Regions from separate parts of the Homo sapiens genome. Here region 2 is linked to region 1. A link is an interaction called in ENCODE POLR2A ChIA-PET data of the cell type or tissue named here. Cell type or tissue: Caco-2. All regions are shown on one strand. Links, peaks and the distances in the headings refer to the core of each region. The heading gives the core; the rest is flanking DNA. Region 1 holds the start of LOC124902980 (a long non-coding RNA gene). Region 2 has its middle 35 kb from the start of DUSP6.

What was found. Peaks named below come from ENCODE experiments on the same cell type or tissue, not always from the same donor. Only the 100,000 strongest peaks of a DNase experiment are listed, where the experiment ranks them.
Region 2: POLR2A ChIA-PET joins it to region 1 with 5 read pairs; 3 of 35 experiments call an interaction of 5 or more read pairs at or near these places.

The regions. Positions count from the first base shown.
Region 1 is chr12:89,381,640-89,391,215 of GRCh38, forward strand. The region is part of intron 9 of POC1B-DUSP6 (POC1B-DUSP6 readthrough); the gene reads right to left. It overlaps LOC124902980 (a long non-coding RNA gene), which reads left to right and starts at 500. Exons shown (of 2, transcript XR_007063400.1): 1 at 500-4,879. In Caco-2, for the core only: no CTCF peak of the experiment used is centred there; a DNase peak (open chromatin) is centred at 4,712.
Region 2 is chr12:89,312,452-89,322,027 of GRCh38, forward strand. It overlaps the pseudogene MRPS6P4. Among named protein-coding and RNA genes, the nearest start is that of DUSP6, 35 kb to the right of the region's middle. In Caco-2, for the core only: no CTCF peak of the experiment used is centred there; a DNase peak (open chromatin) is centred at 4,396.

The sequences.
Region 1 (9,576 bases), core at 3,159-5,658:
TTTGTCAAAAATTATTAGCTTCAAGCCTTTATGGGGGCCCTGGCTCAGAGACCATTCAGGAAAAGAACCAAATTTCCAGTGGCATCTATCTGTTCTAATGCCAGCACTGTGGTCATAGGAAGCCATCCACAGAGGATACAACATACCTAATTATTATTTGGCATCAAAAACACCAGGAGCAGGAATATTGATGACATATTAACAGTGACTTCTGAATGTATAACCATATTTGCCTGATTCATCCATCCCTATAAAAATTGATCAAGCTGGGCGCAGTGGCTCATACCTGTAATCCCAGCACTTTGGGAGGCTGAGGCTGGAGGATCAGCATAAGCCCAGGAGTTTAAGACCAGCCCAGACAGCACAGTGAGACCTCATATTTACAAAACTTAAAAAAAAATAGCTTGATATTTTGGCATATGTCTATAATCTCAGCTACTAGGGAGGCTGAGGCAGGAGGATTGCTTGAGCCCAAGAGGTTGAGGCTGCAGCAAGCTATAATCATGCCACTGCACTCCAGCCTTGGCAACAGAGCAAGATGCTCTCTCTCTCTCTCTCTCTTTTTTAAATGATCAGTTTAGTGATAACAGAGTGGAAACCACATATAAATAAACTTTATTACAATAATGTGTCCTCTACTAATGAAAGTTAAGATTTATCTAACATCTCTTATGAACCAGCCCCTATGCTAAGTGTTTCATGTAATTATCTCATATAATCTTTACCACAGCCTTTTAAGTTAGGTGCTGTTATTATAACCATTTTACAGATGAGGAAATTGAGGCTCCGAAAGGTAAACTGTTTTGCCCAACAATATATAGCTACATGGTGATAGAACTAGTGTTTGAAAGTTGGGCGGTCCGACTGTAAAATCTCTTTCCTAATCACTGTTCTAATTGGTGCACAGATTATTAGAGTTAGACCTTAGTTGAACTTCCTATTTTAGACAGATGGAAGCAGAGGCCCTAGCAGATTAAGGATCTGCTTAACGTCTTCACCAACAGAATGAGACTTGCTTCTACATTGCCTCTCAACTGGAGAAGAGCTGGAATGAGTCTTTTGATTTTCGCCTATAGATTTACAGAAGAATATCTTTTGAGAATTTGAGTAGAGAATATCCATGCCATGTAAAGTGGAATCTTGACAAACTTGTACTCATGAACCCCGTTATGAGGTTGTCTATTCAACCATAAGAAACATTTCTAAGTGACTAAAAACTAGCCATATTCTAGTAGGAGTCCCCTATTCTACCTAGGTCTGTTCTGATAAGAGAAACCTGGAGCAATCTGTTTCAAAACAATAAATTTATCTGAAGCTTCCAGAGGAGTCATCTTTGAAAAACTCATAAGCAAGGAGTTAACTGTTGTAATAAGCCGATGGTAATAGTGCAGGTTTTATTACTTTTGTTTTGGTTGGTTTTCTTTTCTTCTTTTTTTCTTTTTTGAGTTCAATAAACCACACTGAATGTTAATAATCCATTAGTTCTAGAGGAAACATTTTTAGCTCCAAGAAAATTACTTTTTCCTCCCAAATCTGAACCTGTAAACACCAAAGCTCTTTGTCTTATAAAAAGGCTTAGCGTTAGTTGTTTCAACAAGATTAGCCCTGTTGATCTGAAGCACCTGTGCTTCCAGAAAATGTAGGACATTATCAATTTTTAACATTTGTCCAGGAAGCTGTGCTTGGACTAATGTTATTTATCCAGCTGGGTATACTGACTAGGACAGAGCAGATGAAAGTAGTTGGGGATTGTGTAACATCTAAGATTGGCCCTGATAATCAATCCAGCCTGGAGCACATGGACATGATTACAAAATACCATCTTCCCTTTTTTTCAGGATACTGATAAAACAGAAGGCAGTGCTATCTGCCATAATCCACTTCAAGAATTCTGCGGACCTGTTTTTAGGTCACTTAGTTGTTCTGCTTAGTTTTCTGGATGGTGAGCACACAGAAGGCACAAGATGAAAACTCTAACACACAATTTGCATCAATGACACCCTTGGGGTTGTTAAAAGAACAAATAAAAAGGGGTGTGGGAGGAGGTCTGTGGAACTGTGTGCGCCACCTCCGTATGGGCTTACTTTGGCCTTCTCCAGGGAGGAACTCTGTGCAACTGCATCCCCATTCCTGTCCCCTCCGCCTGCACACACTGGAATAGCAAGAAGGCAGCAGAGAGCACACAAAAAGACACTCAGTAGGGGAAACAGTCCCACTGTTTAACCTTGGGTGTTCAATGAACACAGTAGGGCTGGGGGCGGGAGGGCCAAAACAGGAAGAGGAAAAATACAAGATGGTTTGGTAAGAAAGCAAAAATAGAAAGAGTCCCAAATTTTTAAAAATAAAAATAAAATCAAAACCAAAAACCACAGGCTGCATTTATCTGAGAAGCGAGAAAGTGAAGGAAGCAATTTAAACTAGAACGATGCAAAAGTGGCAGGCGGCACAGGGAGCTCCCACTGCCTTCCCCAGCAGGACTGCAAGGGTGGGAGGATCCATTCAAACCAAGCACCTCCAAGCTTGGCAAAGGATTGCTCTCTGAATGACGCCAGGCCTCACCCAGCTGCTTGGAAACAAGCTTGCATGAAGGTAGGAGGGAAAGGATTGCAGAGAACCTGCTGGCGTGCTTCTTCCCTATCTGAGTTTGAATGCTTCTCAGAGAACTTTAAAGGCTGACGGCTAAATTTAATCAGAGTTAAATCATTGAAATGAAGATGTTCTCATGCAATACAAATGAAAAGTGATTCTGCCAGTGCTTTCCCTATAAGGCAATGAATGGTACAGGCTCCTAAGGAGCAGCCCAGCAGTTTGGAAATGTTATGAATTCAGGGGAGGCAGGAAATGTGAAAGTCTGGTTCATTGCTACTATTGTCTTCCGGGGATTTTTGGCCTGGAGGTGAAACAGGCAGGGTTTTACAGCTGGTATTGTGCAATGACTGAGCACTTGCTCGCTCCCAGTTCAGTAAAATTCTTCATACATGGCATCCTAACTACATTATTTCAGACAGCTGTTTTCTCTAAGGAACTCCAAATATTTTCTGCAAAGGCACTTACATAAACCTTACAACCGTGGACTTAGACTGAATGAAACATTAGTTTGTTGTTTCAAGACAGTTTGGCAATCTGATTTGTGCCAGTTTAATCATTTTAGAAAATGTACAGGTCCAGTTCTGGTTCAGACTGGCTTATCTTCACATGATTTATTTTCCATAAAAGTAAATGTTAAATCATAGTGATAAGTCATGTATGCTTGATACAATGTGACGAGAAGAGCACTTTACCTCTGTAAGCTGTGCTTCCAAAAACCCGTAACTCCTGTCTAACCACAGGAAGAACATTAAATAAACCCAAATTGAAAAACATTCTACAGATTACCTCACTAGTTCTCCCCAGGGTCATCCCAAACCAGGAAAGTCTGGAAAACTGTCACAGTCCAGAGAAGCCTAAAGAGACATGACAACTAAATGTAATGCAGTATCCTGTTGATACATTGCTATTGACCTTTCCTGGAACAGGAAAGGATGCGGGGGAGAGACCAAGGCAATCTGAATAAAGTATGGTCTGCAGTCAATAGTAATGTATCAATTTTGGTTCCTTAATTGTGACAAGTATACATAATATAGGATGTTGACAATAAGCAAACTAGATGTGCAATACATGGAAACCTTCTATATTCACAACTTTTCTACAGATCTAAACTAGTCTAAAATTAAATGCTTATTAAAAAATAAATGTCACACCTGTAATCCCAACCCTTTGGGAGGCCAAGGCAGGAGGATCGCTTGAGCTCAGGAGTTTGAGACCAGCCTGTGCAACATGGTGAAACCCTGTCTCTACAAAAAATACAAAAGTTAGCTGGGTATGGTGGTGCACGCCTGTAGTCCCAGCTACTCTGGAGGTTGAGGTGGGAGGATGGTTTGAGCCTGGAAGGCAGAGCTTGCAGTGAGCACAGATTGTGCCACTATACTCCAGCCTGGGTGACAGAGTGAGACCCTGTCTCAGAAAAAAAAAAAAAAAAAAAAAGTCAAAAGTTAGTCTCATGAGTCTGCAAAATCAGTAATTTGAATCCATTTCAGGTTTCAAATCATGGTTGGTTTAGATCCCTGTTCCTAGTGTCCTATTTTTATTGGAATTTTACCAAGAGGAAAATTGAAACATAAAGACAGGGCTGAACACAAGGTGAGGGCTGATGTGACAAAGGAGAATTTCTCTTCTGGAACTCATCTACCTGGCTCTCCACTCAAGCACCTGGCCTCTGGACATTGCCTAATTACCTTCTGCCAAGATAGTGGGTAATAAAGGAATTTCAGGTGTTACCTTTGTAAGAGTTTATGTATTTTAATGGGATATTATGAAGAGAGAAAATGGGTGCTGAGGAATGATTTCAGCCCCTACCCAAACAACACAGGGTAGTCACTTAGTTTTACGGCAGCGGCTATCATTTCTGAGACTTAAAGGCACGACTCCCTGGAGACAATCCGGGATAATGTGACTTCTCAACTCACGCATATGAAATACAGTCAGTGTGGGAGTGAGTCCTGGAGCCATGACAGCAAGAGGCCAGCCTCTAAGAGATGATCCGTACCTTGCTTTTCGGTCTTTAATAACTTGAGATATTGCTGCCAGCTACTTAACCAAGCTCTGCAACTGCTGTAATGAGAAAGTGATGACCTTTGGACTTACAAAGTCCTGCACTCAAGTCCCCCATGTCCAAATTTGCCACTTCCTGGATGTGTGGCCCAGGTCAGCCTACTTAATCTTGCTGATATTCCAGTTTTTCATCAGGAACAAGGCTGATCATAATACTACCTTGAAGGATTGCTGTGAGGACTAGCTAGAGGGATTGTGTGAGAGTCCCTTGCCCAATGTCTGGAACACAGTAGGTATTGAACAAATATTCTTTCCTTTTGCCCTTTCCCTCCTTTCTCACACAGCAGGACAGTGGAGACAGGCACAGCCTGGCAGCTCAGCTCCTCTCACAAATCGTTCTCTCTGTTCTCACGAGATTAGCATTTCTAATAGGATCAGGAATTCTTTCTAATTCATTGATTATTAATCCTGATGTTTGCAAATAATCTCTCCTGATTTGCGCAGAACCAAGAACTTAATGCTCTTTCAGGGTTTAAATTTATTTATTATTATTTTGTTGTTATTCAGTGGAAAGGTCCAATTTTATTCCACCAGAAATTGTCTGGATGGCTCTCCTGCTAGATAATTAAAGCTAATGGAGCCCAGGAGCTATGCAAAGTAGACACTAAAAGAGGATTGTTTAAAACAAGATGGGAACCGTCTGCTAATAGTGCCTTGCAGCCAGAGATGTCAGGACATCTCAGTAGAATTGTGGTAACAAATAAGCAAGAAGCAAGGTACCTAAGAGAGCTAAGAGTGGTGGGGAGAAGAAGAAAAACAGAGCAAGCAGGCAGACAGGGTAAATAGGGAGAGACCCCTCAATACAGAGACGGTCTAGAGGTGAAAAAACTGGGGAAAGCTGTTTCTGAAATCTTCATAGGGGACTTCGAAGGGAAAAATTTCCCAACATCCAGGCCTTTTATAATTTTGAGTAACAGCTGCCTTCACAGTAAATGTGTTTCTGTCATGATACGTGTACAAGTACATCCCTTATTCCAGGCCTGTCCTCACAGTGTGGCCTGCCGAACTGTGCAGTTTACATCTAACCGACATAGAAAGCTTCTGCCTTTCAGCAAATCAAACGAGCATTCGAGTTAAATGGCCACACTTTCATTATTGTTCTTATTATTCACAGTCTGCATTACTACCACAACAGTGGCACCGTTAAGCAATCCGTCATTTGGGCCAAACGTGAGTTTGAGGAATTCCACAGAGATCTTTTCATATTTGACCCAATAGAGTCTTCCAAGGAGTCTTCTGAACCACTGGGGTCAGGAAGGAGACATGAATTTTAAGGGTTTTACTACCAAATGTCCTTTGCTTTATTATTATCATTATTATTATTATTATTTTTAAACAGGGTCTTGCTCTATCTCCCAGGCTGGAGTACAGTGGCTGGAGCGTGGCCCACTGCAGCCTTGACCTCCCAGGCTCATGTGATCCTCCCACCTCTTGGCCTCCCGAGTAGCTGGGACTACAGGCACACACCACCACACACAGCTAATTATTGTTTTTTTTTTTTTTTTAGAGATGAGGTTTTGCCATGTTGCCCAGGCTGGTCTCAAACTCCTGAGTTCAAGCAATCCTCCCACCTTGGCCTCCCAGAGTGCTGGGGTTACGGGTATGAGCCACTGCACGTGTCCCTTTGCTATGTTTAGAAATTTTTAAAATAAAAAACAGTTATCCATGTTTATGGTAGAAAATTTTGAAAGTAAGAACCATCTAAATAAATATCACCCATTACCTCATTAACCAAGGATAATGCTATAAACATTACTGTTTTCTTTTTCTTTATTTATTTCTTCTTCTTCTTCTTTTTTTTTTGAGCCAGAGTCTCCCTCTGTCGCCAGGCTGGAGTGCAGTGGTGCAATCTCGGCTCACTGCAACCTCCGCCTCCCTGGTTCAAGCAATTCTCCTACCTCAGCCTCCCGAGTAGCTGGGACTACAGGCACCTGCCACCATGCCCAGCTAAATTTTCTTGTATTTTTAGTAGAGATGGGGTTTCACCATGTTGGCCAGGATGGTCTCAATCTCCTGACCTTGTGATCTGTCCACCTCAGCCTCCCGAAGTGCTGGTATTACAGGCATGAACCACCGCACCCGGCCTCTTCTTTTTCTTTCAAAATTGTGTTTACATTTTCAATATAAAAGTGGCATAGAAAATGTGGAAAACAGGGAAAAGAAGAAAAAAAGTCCATAATTATTCCACCTTAACTACTATCAAAATTTTGGTACATTTTTTCCTTAGGTTCTTTTTTGTCTTTATGAATAACATTCCTCCTTTAACATGGCAGCAACCAAACTGTATATACAATTTAGTATTATGACACTTTTGCCTGACATCATCAGAAGCTTTTTCAGGGTGACAAGTTTTGTTTTCAAAAATTTTCATTTCTACCAGCACTCTAATACTACATAGAGTAGTTATATTGTTGCTTACATTAAACTATTTCCCTAGAGTTAAAATTTAGTTTGTTTCCAGAATTTGTTATTAGAAATACCATTGTGTCAACAGTACTACACTAATAATTTTATTTTATTTTATTTTACTTTTGAGATGGAGTTTCACTCTTGTTGCCCAGCCTGGAATGCAATTGCACAATCTTGGCTCACCGGAACCTCCGCCTCCCAGGTTCAAGCGATTCTCCTGCCTCATTCTCCCAGGTAGCTGGGATTACAGGCATGTGCCACCATGCCCGGCTAATTTTGTATTTTTAGTAGAGATGGGGTTTCTCCATGTTGGTCAGGCTGGTCTCGAACTCCCGACCTCGTGTGATCCGCCTGCCTCGGCCTCCCAAAGTGCTGGGATTACAGGCGTGAGCCACCGCGCCCGGCCTATAAAATTTTTTAAAGATCCTGGAAGTGGTATAATTCTGTTATCTCAAGTTGTTTCTATTATGTAACAGACAATTATTGAGTGCCTTGATACATGCAGGATGTTAGAATAGCTAACAGAATAAGATATAGACCCTATACTCTGGAGACTAGTCATATAGCAGAGATAGATACTTATACCACACCTTTAAGTTCACCTTGAGAAGTACTACAATAGAAGTGCCAGGATCTAATGTACAGAAATCATTTGTTCTGTATTTGGCTCATAGTAAGTGCCCAGTAACAAAATGATGACAATAATGATGACTGCAGCCACCACACTTTTTCTTTTTGAGACAGAGTCTTGCTCTGTTGCCCAGGCTGGAGTGCAGTGGCACGATCTCAACTCACAGCAGTCTCCACCTCCCAGTTCCAGCGATTCTCCTGCCTCAGCCTCCCAGGTAGCTTCAATTACAGCATATGCCACCATGCCCAGCCAATTTTTGTATTTTTAGTAGAGGCAGGGTTTCACCATGTTGGCCAGGCTGGTCTCGAACTCCTGACCTCAGGTGATCTGCTTGCCTCGGCCTCCCAAAGTGCTGGGATTACAGGCGTGAGCCACTGCACCAGGCCAGCCACCACATTTCTCATAGAATCATTTAAATGCTGGTTTCCGTGATCCACATTTATAGAAAAACAAAATCAAGAGAGCAACGAAAAGTTACTCATTAATTATAAAATCACTGCTAACCCACTATATGTCTAGGCTATGGCAGCAAATAGCAAAGATTATGAAGTTCCTTTTAATTGCTAAGACAAAGTTCCTCATAGAACACAAACCACTTCCATAGTAATATACTAATAGTGTGAGGTCAAACCAACTTAAATGCTGTCAGACAGCATGACTGTCCTCTTCTGAACATGACATGGGTCAGATAGAGTTATTTTTAGATAAGAGATAAGTCAGCTTAACTACACTTCTATGTCTTTAAAAATAAAAGCCCATATAACTTTGGGGACCAAGACAGATTAAGGGAATGCTAAAATTTTCCATAGGTAGATTTTTTTTTTTTTTGCATGTAATTCCTGATTCCCACCATTGCTTTCAGCAGCCCGGTCCACAGACCTGAACAATGGTTAATGTTTAAAAAGGTACAGCGTGTTCTGCTTAACAACTCTGCTCATTTCCTCTTCCTGATGGTGCTGCTGTGATTGCAGAACTCAAGTAAGGGCTTTTTACTATATGAGAATACATGAGAAATGATGCTCAAGTCATAATAAATGTGAGATTAAGGTCACTTGAAGATAAGAAGGTTGCAGCCTTAAGGAAAAACTTCAGTTGGCTTGGACCTCTGCGGGGGCAGGTTTACTGTAGTTTGTGGAAATAACCCACAGCTACTACTGAAATATGTGTAAGGATTTCAGACAGGAAATGAAGGAAATGCTGCATTAAACTAAAAGCACTTTAGGATTTAAATAAGCCGAATATAGATTCTCTGGTGAGAATTTGATCAGGGCACTGCTGGCATTGGCCCACCCTCTCATCTACAGTAGTGGAATTACAGTCTGCCTATCAAGTCCAGAATACAAAGTGCTTTCAGTCCTCTGACTATCCTCTTTCCTCTTTTATTAATTCCATTTCTCATTAAAATCCCCTGTACAATGTTCCATGAGAGTGAGCTCAAGGCAGCTACTGACATTTCCCATAAATGATACGCCCAATCTTCTTCCTACTAATCCAATTAGTTCTACTTCCTTCAAACTTCATTCAAAACTCAACTCATCTGATCTATGCCTGATGACCTTACAGTCATTCCTTGTCACTGTAAACCCTCAGCAGTTATTGTTGACTGATTTGCTCACTATGACCATGTGTTTACTTGTGCCTGGCATTAGGCTTGGTGCTGGGGCTACACTGATGAGTAAACCCCAGTCACTGCCCTCATGGAGGTCACAGTTCACATGAAAAAAACATCCTAATAAACTGTGATAAGGGCAATGGTCAAGATAGGCATGCGGAAGTATGAGGACAAGACATTCATCCTCTGGGGTGTCAGAAGGCTTCCTGGAAAAGCTGATGCCTGAGCTGGATTTTCAAGTAGAGGAAGGTCGGGGAGATATAGATGGTAGGTA
Region 2 (9,576 bases), core at 3,208-5,707, 69 kb before region 1:
GTCAGGAGTTCGAGACCAGCCTGGCCAACATGGTGAAACCCCATCTCTACTAAATATACAAAAAATTAGCTGGGTGTGGTGGCGTGCGCCTGTAATCCCAGCTACTTAGGAGGCTGAGGCAGGAGAATCACTTGAACCTGGGAGGTGGAGGTTGCAGTGAGCTGAGATCATGCCATTGCACTCCAGCCTGGGTGACAAGAACAAGACCCTGTCTCAAATAATAATAATAATAATAATGCATACTAGGGCTAAAAGATCTTGTTTGTTTTTTCAAAATGAACAGACCATGAACTATATCATTTTTGCCTGGGGTTTAGTAACTTCAAGATCATTTATGCAAAGACTTAAAGCAAAATTGGAAATTCCAGATTTATCTTTCATACTGAACAGATTCAGCAAATACTAATAATGCTCACCGTGTGTCAAGTACTGGGTCAGGGCCAGGCGCAGTGGCTCACTCCTATAATCCCAGCATTTTGGGAGGCCGAGGCGGGCAGATCACCTGAGGTCAGGAGTTTGAGACCAGCCTGGCCAACATGGTGAAACCATGTCTCTGCTAAAAATACACAAATTAGCAGGGCGTGGTGGTGCGTGCCTGTAGTCCCAGTTACTTGGGAGGCTGAGACAGGAGAATCGCTTGAACCCGGGAGGTGGAGGTTGCAGTGAGCCAAGATCACGCCACTGCACTCCAGCCTGGGCAACAGAGAAAGACTCTGTCTTAAAAAAAAAAAAAATGTGCTGGTCAGGCACCAAAATAAAATTATGAACATATGAACAAGGTGTTATTAAAAGTTTGTAGCACTTGTTAAATGTTGCATACATTTATCTTGCATTGCCTTCACAATCAGGATAGTACCTGTCCAACCCCAGAAAACATGCTCTCCAATTTTCAAGCTCAAAAAAATTTTTAAATAAAGACATAACTCAGAGTTAACCTCAATGAATGTGGTTGCTTAGGCATCTATAGTAATATCATTGACAATCAGCCATTGTTGATAAGCCTATGCAAGGTCAAATTCTGCAGAGATCTTGAATCTGGAAGGAAGAGTAGAAAGCAAGTTGACTGCAGAATCTGGATGTGGATTCATTCATCCATTTATTTTTTATAAATTTATTTATTCAACAGATATTTGGTGAGTCCCCGGTATGAGCATATCCCTTGCTAGGCATTGGAATACCATGGTGAATAAAATTATAAATCTTCCTCTATTTGCATTTATATTTTAGTGGGAGTGACATAATATAAACAGGCAGGCAAATTAAAAATATATAATTTCAGTAAGACTAAGTGTTACGATTAGGTAATAGAAACCAATTGATGTAGTGGGAGGCAAAATGCATGGTGAACATCTCAGGTGGACTGTATTTTGGCAGAGAAAACGGCACACACACACACATACACACACACACAATGAGGTTACATTTAGTTTCCATTTTAATTAAGCAAAATACCAAGAATATTGCTGAAGCAAGGGGCCCAAAGAAAGAAGGAATGGATCCAATATGTTTCAGCTCAACTCCCCAACCTTCCCTGACGTTTCCAAAGAGATGTTACAACCACCAGTGATACTATTCATGGTATTTTTTGCAGAGCAAATTCAGGGTGTAGTAAAGAATTATCAGCTTCTGAGATGAAAAATAAAATACACCAAGACAACAGCCTTGCAAGTCATATTATTACATTGAGAAAAAAATTCAGATCACTTTATTCTTTCCGTCAGCATATAAAAAATTGAGTCTGGAAGGTTTAGATCATAGAGGTCTACCATGATGTGGAAGAGAAGCCTACCCTCCTATCACAGCTAGGTCATCTCTATGGTAAACAGAGTGTCATAAAGGAAGTGAAAGAAAGTCTGTCCTTTTCTGGACATAATATTGAAGAAAAAGAGAGAGAAGAGAGGAAAAGAGACCAGTTAATTTGTGCCTCCAAATTTTCTTCATCTTGGCTTCATCTAGGAAAAAAAAATGTTAGAAAAGTGAGATACCAATGAGATCAGCTACCCCAAATTGGAAGTTTGAAAGGGGCTGCTTAGCCAAGTATCCAATCTGAGGCACAGTCACCGAAAGTAACCATAGCAGTACCCTGTGGTTAGGCAAAAAGCCTTGAGCTTCAGTGTTCCCAAGTCACACTCATTTCCCTGTTGCTTAGGTTCAGAATGAGTATAATCCAGTAGGCTAACTATGGAGCCCACCAGAGCAAAGCATAAGGACTCCACAACAGAAGCTGAGTACGACCCCTGGAACACAAGGCCAGATGGAGGACCTGCCAGAGACTCTGTGGTTGATGCCAAAACAGCTAGGGGCCACATTAGTAGCATTGCCTGAGCCAAAAGAACAGTCCACAAGTTTATATGCTACAGTCCTCAGCTCTGAAAGCCAGGAGATAACTTAGAGATCAAAAAACCAAAGGCCATGACCTTAGGGCCCAGAAGACACCATACCTAAAGACCCGCAAATCTTCTCTTTGTTTGGACTGTCCAAGCTTCAGCAATACTCACGTCCACACTCACATGGACTCAATGCTGTAGACAGGGACAAGAGGCAGTGAAAACTATCTGAGAATGAATATTTTTATTCATATGAGAGACTAAATATTACCTAAAGAGATTGTTTAAATTGTCAGATTGAACGAATTTTAAAACATACTAGCAATTTAATTAAGTTTTCCCACAAACCAGTAGGTAGGAGGTCCTAGATGAGACAGGCTCTAGACAAAATAAAGGAGCTATGTTTCTTTGCACATCTAAATTGTGCTGAGTTAAATGCTGAACCCTGCCACACAAGCTACAAGATTTGCCCAGTTTCTCTCAGACTGCCTGTAGGGCTAATGTACTGGGGTCAGAGAAAGAGCTGCTGCTAGGCATGAGTCCGAACTATGCAGAACTGAAATAATTATTTGCAGAATAGTCACTTATTCTATTAAGAATTAAATTAAGAAGTTCCTTCTAAATAGAGAAGGCAGTGACTACTTTCTGAAGCCTAGATGTTTGACAGGTGTCAAAACTTTTTTTTTCCAGGGGTTGAAAGTTAGAGGCTTGACAATGCAAGGCACATCATCCAAGAGACAACACTTTCTAGAAATATAATGGTTTCAGAGGGGTTTGTTTATGAGGAAAAAGAGGTGGGAATAATCAAAGCTCCCATAATAAGTACATCTTTCCACAAACGTGGACCTCAAATTATTTTAGTTTGTTAGTTTTAAAAGATCACAAATGAATTTAAGAAGTAAATAAGAAAAATGCTCTCAAATATCAAACCCTGGTTTGTTTTGGAGAAAGTTAAATATAATAATGAATATGAGTCAGCAATGTAAGTGTGATTTTTATGAATTCTCCTCATATTATAAAAGTTCAAATACTAAGATAAAATAAGATGAATGGACCTATTTTTAAGAAAAATATAAAAACCATACTATAAAACAATGATTTTCTAAAGCTAAAAGATTCTTCTTCCAAAGAGAAAGAGGAAAAAAAAGCCAATTCATTGAAACCATTTAAGAATATTTATTTCCATTCATGTTTTTTTCAAAGTTGTATAAAATAGGTCTCTGCTAAAATAATTGAAAGTTAGCTTGCTGACAAAAATACATCTCAGAAAGAAAAGAAAACAGTGGCATTGTCATTAGTCCTTTCCTGTTTCTGCGTAGTAAAAAATAAAAATAAAAAGCGTCTGTCTCCATTGTTCTTCTAACATCTTTTTATAATCAACTTTAATGTTTTCACATGATATTACGTTACATCTTCTTAAACGGAATAATAAATATATCTTTTACTCTGCAAATCAATCAGGTATAACCTGTGGTTTCTGCTTTCAAACTAAAGTTTTCCTTCTCAGAGCATGATTTGTTGTGAAGTAAGACACTTCAAAGGGCTTCCAGCTTAATTTTTAAGACGCCCTCTCACCCAGCAAAACTTTCCATACTTGTTAAATCTTATAACCTCCGATAACCCTTAATACTTAGAGGTGAGGAGGTGACTGATCATTCGCACTTTCCCAGAAGAGTTCCCTGCTCCTACTTGCCTGAAATAATGTTTTAATATTTAGCTTAATCTTCTTGCTCACAAATTACAAGCCTATAACCATTACCTAAGGAGTGACACCAGGAAACAAGGGTGTATTATTACTGCACCACTGCCCCTTAATATTTCCAATTTACTCCTTTCATGCTGGGGCTTTCCAAGAGACCTCACTTATTCTTAAATTCTAGGAACACAGGAGCTAAGAAAAGCTCTGTTGTGTGGCAGACAGCTCCAGATCTGGTGTTCATAGGGAAGGGGAAATCAAATGGGGCCATCCATTAATGGGTCAGTCCAGAGTCATTATGAAACCCCTGGCTTTTCAAATGACCGATGGGCCTCTTGTCCTTTCTTGGGCCCGGGCCTCTCAGACTGCAGGCTGTTTGCATTCAGTCAACACCTCAATTTTATAGGTCTGTGGAGCCAAAGATTACAAGACTTTTGAACTCCAGGCTGCCTTCTGTCTGGCTACACCCCCTGTTTCTGGAGCCCAAATCTTTTTTAACAACTCTACAAAAACAAGCAATTAGGATAAGGTCTGTTAATCCTCTCCTTTCGACCTCAAGGTAATTACGTATTCAGAACCAACCAGTGGGGAAGCAGAAAGAGCACTACCAATGCCTGCAGCTATTTAGAGAGGGATCCAAATGTGCTTCAAGGGAATGACCAGGACTGATACAGGTCCCTTAAAAAGGTTCTACTATTGTTTCATGGGAAGCTAGGTACAGGGCTAAGCTAGATTTTTAAGGAAACAAAGAAATGTAAAAATTAAAAATGAAAAGAAAAAGTCAAGGAGACTTTTTAAAAGGCTCAAAATGTACTGGAGCATTCATTGATCTGGTAACTGTCTTCCTCCACTAGGTAACGGCACATCTGGTTTCTCCAAATACAATAGCCCATACCTCTTTTTTTTTCTTAACTCACACTGTTAGTGAACTTTAGTCCATTAACAGCTATGAAATTTTGTCTAGGCAATTTATATTAAATTAAGAACACAGTCTTTTTAGTTACTCAAAATAAATGATAAATAGTACAGGAAAAATGTATAATGTTCCTTTACTTTTAAAACTGTATTTTATGTTGAATCTAAATTAGTAATATATGTGATAACAGTAATTAATAAAAATCATAATTAATAATTAGCAATATACAATCAGCAAAGGGTAGAGAAAGAAAAGGAATTTTTTTATTCTTGTCAACAAATATTTATCTATAAAATATGTCAGTGGTCATCTCTACACTAATCTGGCATCTTTTCAAACAAGTCTGTGGTTTTTCTATAAACCTTTTTTTTTTTTTTTTTGAGACAGAGTCTCGTTCTGTCACCCAGGCTGGAGTGCAGTGGCGCGATCTCGGCTCACTGCAAGCTCCGCCTCCCGGGTTCACGCCATTCTCCTGCCTCAGCCTCCTGAGTAGCTGGGACCACAGGCACCCACCACCACGCCCGGCTAATTTTTTGTATTTTTAGTAGAGACGGGATTTCACCATGTTAGCCAGGGTGGTCTCGATCTCCTGACCTCGTGATCCGCCCACCTCAGTCTCCCAATGAAAGCATTCTACTGATAGTCTTTATCTCTTTCTACTTCATATAATACTTTTATGAAACAGTTTTATATTTCCTATTGTACCGATTAGGTTTCTGAGAGCAATATCATATCTAGCTTGTCATTGTATCTGCCCAAGATGTCTCGCATATACATACATATACATATATATAATGTCTCATTAAATTGCACCAACCAACTCAATATTTCTCTAGTGAATGCCAGATACGTGGGATATTAAAACATTTTATGGGGGAAGACATTTCTATATTTAAATAAGATCGACAAGCACTAGATTTTAAAAAGAGACAATCATTTGCTTACTACAGTATTTTGTAAAGTCTTCACTATACTATACTAATGTGCATTGTGACAAAAAGTGGGATTGAACATATGATATTTCTCAAACTTATCTGACTCCTTATCTCTTTCACACTGATCATCCTGAAGAACGAATGTTACAAAGAACATATTTGGGAAAATATTACTGTATGTCATAATGCACCTCAACTATGCTAAGAACTCCAACTTGATGGGCTTTGAGGAATAAGAAGGAAGATAAGAAGGAAGTTTTCCCCTCAATTCCTAAAGTCTAAGACCAGCCCAAAGAGTAGTAGGATAAAAGTGTCCTGACCTACAATGAAAATTCCCTTCCCCCGCAAACAATTGAGATGTCCAGAGGAAAACAATCTGAGTAAATTGTGTAACATTATGTGTAAAAAGCCAATTCTGTGTCTCCAATTCCTAGAGATATTATACTTTTTAATATTTCTATTAACACTACCTTCTCAAAAATATCCCTAGATAGAAGAGAATAGATGTTAATAGTACAAATTGAAGTGTAGGGCAAATGTTTTTTAACAAAAAGTGATGGTATTTGAATGAGATCGTTATATGTCAGATCTTTGTTATAGAAAATAAAGAACACTGAGATTGTCAGAATCATTATCACCATCATTAGTTTTAATAATAGTAATTTTTATGCTATTCTCATCTGGTAAGCTTTGTTTTCATAATTTCTCTGTCATAATTAGTAATATTTCCCTAAGGCGTACTCTGTCCTGAATAGTCTTCTAAGGTTGCTCTATTCCTATTGGTTTTTGTTGCAAAACAAATCACTCCAAAACTGAATGGCATAAGCTTTTCATGACCCATGAGGCTTCAGATCCATCAATTCCAGCACGTTTATGTAGTCCTTCTAATCCTTATGACCCTTGTTCCATAAGCCTGGCCCTCCTATCCCCCAGGAGCTGCCTCAGTCCTGAGCCACGTGTGATGTGCTCAGACATGCCCTGCTTACTGTTGGCTTTGATTCTGAAAGCCTACAGCTGCCAGAGACAGCTCTGTCCCAATAGACGTGGGAGCAATAGCGAGAAACTTAGAAAATCTGGCCAAAATGAGCATTTCCTTATTAGATCTCCATCTACTGTCAACAGCATAATAGCAGATAATATTTCTTGGTGGATTTTTATGCACCAACATCTGTTGAAAGTATAATGGAATTTTTTTCTCAAGACATTGATATGATTAGACCTAATATTGTAAACCACCTACTAACCCAGGAAGTAAAAGAGTATAAAGGAATTTTCCTGGTCTCACTTGAAGAAAACTTATATCCCAAGAGGAAAATGTAAAAAAATTCAGCAGATTGCATCTTTATTCTTAGTTTTCTCTAACATGAACATCATTAATTTAGTTTACAAATTTGACCTTCATCCGTTTAGGAATGTGCCGCAGGTGCCATTTGAATTTTTGATAGTATTTTTAGCTTTTGATCCCCTCTGCAGTGAGAGGGAAGTGAAACAGCTTGCTTAGAGCTGTTCTATAAATCTGTGGTACCAGCATATCCTTTTGATTTACCTTTCATTGCTTAAATTTCTTTGCCAATGAGGACTTTTGCTTTATAACAACAGTTTCAGGAGTTTTGTCAGGCAACAATATCAATATCACCATTTTATAAAGCAAAATTTATGAAAACTGCCTTAGATTGCTAGCTAGTCATTCAGATTCTTTTAAGCATGCAAAAATAGACTTCTTAAAAATTGCAATAGATATAAGATTTGAATGGGATAGTGAATGTGGTATTTTAAACAAACATGCCAAAAAGTAGATATTAAGTGGCATACAGCACCAATGATTTATTATTTCTCTTAGTTCTGGTCTGAGTCAACTTGACACAAACCAAAGGTCTAAGATGGTCTCAGTCACATGCCTAAGACCTCAGCCAGAAACGCTGAGATGGTTGGTCTCTCTCCACATGGTTTCTTATTCTCTCTCTTTTTTTTTTTTTGCCGAGATGGAGTTTCACTCTTGTTGCCCAGGCTGGAGTGCAATGGTCTCCGCTCACAGCAACCTCCGCCTCCCAGGTTCAAGCCATTCTCCTGCCTCAGGCTCCGGAGTAGATGGGACTACAGGCATGCACCACCACACCTGGCTAATTTTGTATTTTTAGTAGAGACGGGGTTTCTCCATGTTGGTCAGGCTGGTCTCGAACTCCGGACCTCAGGTGATCTGCCCACCTCAGCCTCCCAAAGTGCTGGGATTACAGGCGTGAGCCACCGCGCCTGGCGGTTTCTTATTCTCTAATAAGTCAGTTTAGTTTGCTTCAAAAGGTGGTCTCCAGGTTCCCAGCAGCAAGGAAGCAAACCTGAATGTGCAAGTACTTCTCAAATATCTTCTGCGTCATGGTTGCTAATGTCTCATGGGGCAAAAAATAAGCCACATGGTCAAATCCATATACAAGGAGTAGAGAAATAAACTCCTCTGTTTGGTGGAGAAGTGGCAAGTCACATGGCAAAGGGGCATTTGGATAGGGATGGAAGGAATGGTCATAGCCTTCTTTGCAAAACATCTACTTAGCTACTGCTGTGGCCACAGTAAAAACTGAGATGAGCATTCCCAGCTGAGCTCAGCACAGATTGCTGACTCACACAATTGTGAGCAAATCAATGATGGCCATGTAGGCCACTAACTTTTGGGGCCCTTTTTTCTACTGCCAAAGCTAACTGAAACAATTTCTGAACCCATATGGTAGGTAAAAGTTCCAAAATTTTCTCAGTTTCCTTTTTCAAACTCATCTTTTTTTTAATGCTGATGAATTTTAAATTAGAGACATCACGTGACTTTCCCCACAATTTCCAATAGGCAAGATGGAAAACAAAGGGTGGTTCCCACATGGAAACCAAGTATAAATTAGAAACTCTACTTGAAAACTGGGGCATGCCTCTCTTGCCCCCATCCACACCCTACTCACCAATGAAGAGAAGGAAGAGAGTTTTTATGGAACAATCACAAAAACAAAACACATGTTTGGCTTAGAAATTTTGTAGGAGAAACTATGCCATGACAGACAGCAGCACCTGATACTGGACTTCCCAGCCTCCAGAATTGTGAGCCAATGAATTTTCATTCTTTGTAAATTACTATCAGGTATTCTGTTATAGCAGCACAAAACAGACTAAGACACGCCTTCATCCTTAATATGACATATTAAGTCATGCCTTCATCCTTAATATGACATATTAAGTCATGCCTTCATCCTTAATATGACATATTAAGACACACCTTGATCCTTAATATAACATATTAAGTGCCATATATGTCATATATGACATATTAAGTGCCAAATATAATATGACATATAGTGCCAAACCATAAGCTATTCATGTTCTTATAAAAGTGCTCAGAATTCATAGGACAGGTTACAGGGCAAAGACAATGTTGGGAAACAAGAGAAGTTGGCAACTCTGTTCCTAGTTTGAATTTTAAAAGAAAACATTTCCACTTTCCCTGCTTGCCATTACTTAAACTGCATTTCCAAACTGGTTCTTCATCAGAATGTAGTAGTATAAGTGCCAATACAGATTCTAGCACACTTGGGTTCTAGTTTTGTTATTAACTAGCTGCTTGACCTCAAACAAGTCCTTTGATACCTCTGGGTCTGTAACTTCTCAGCTAATGAACTGAAAGGGTCAGACTAGGTGACCTTTCTAAATGTTGGTCTTCTAGAAATTAAA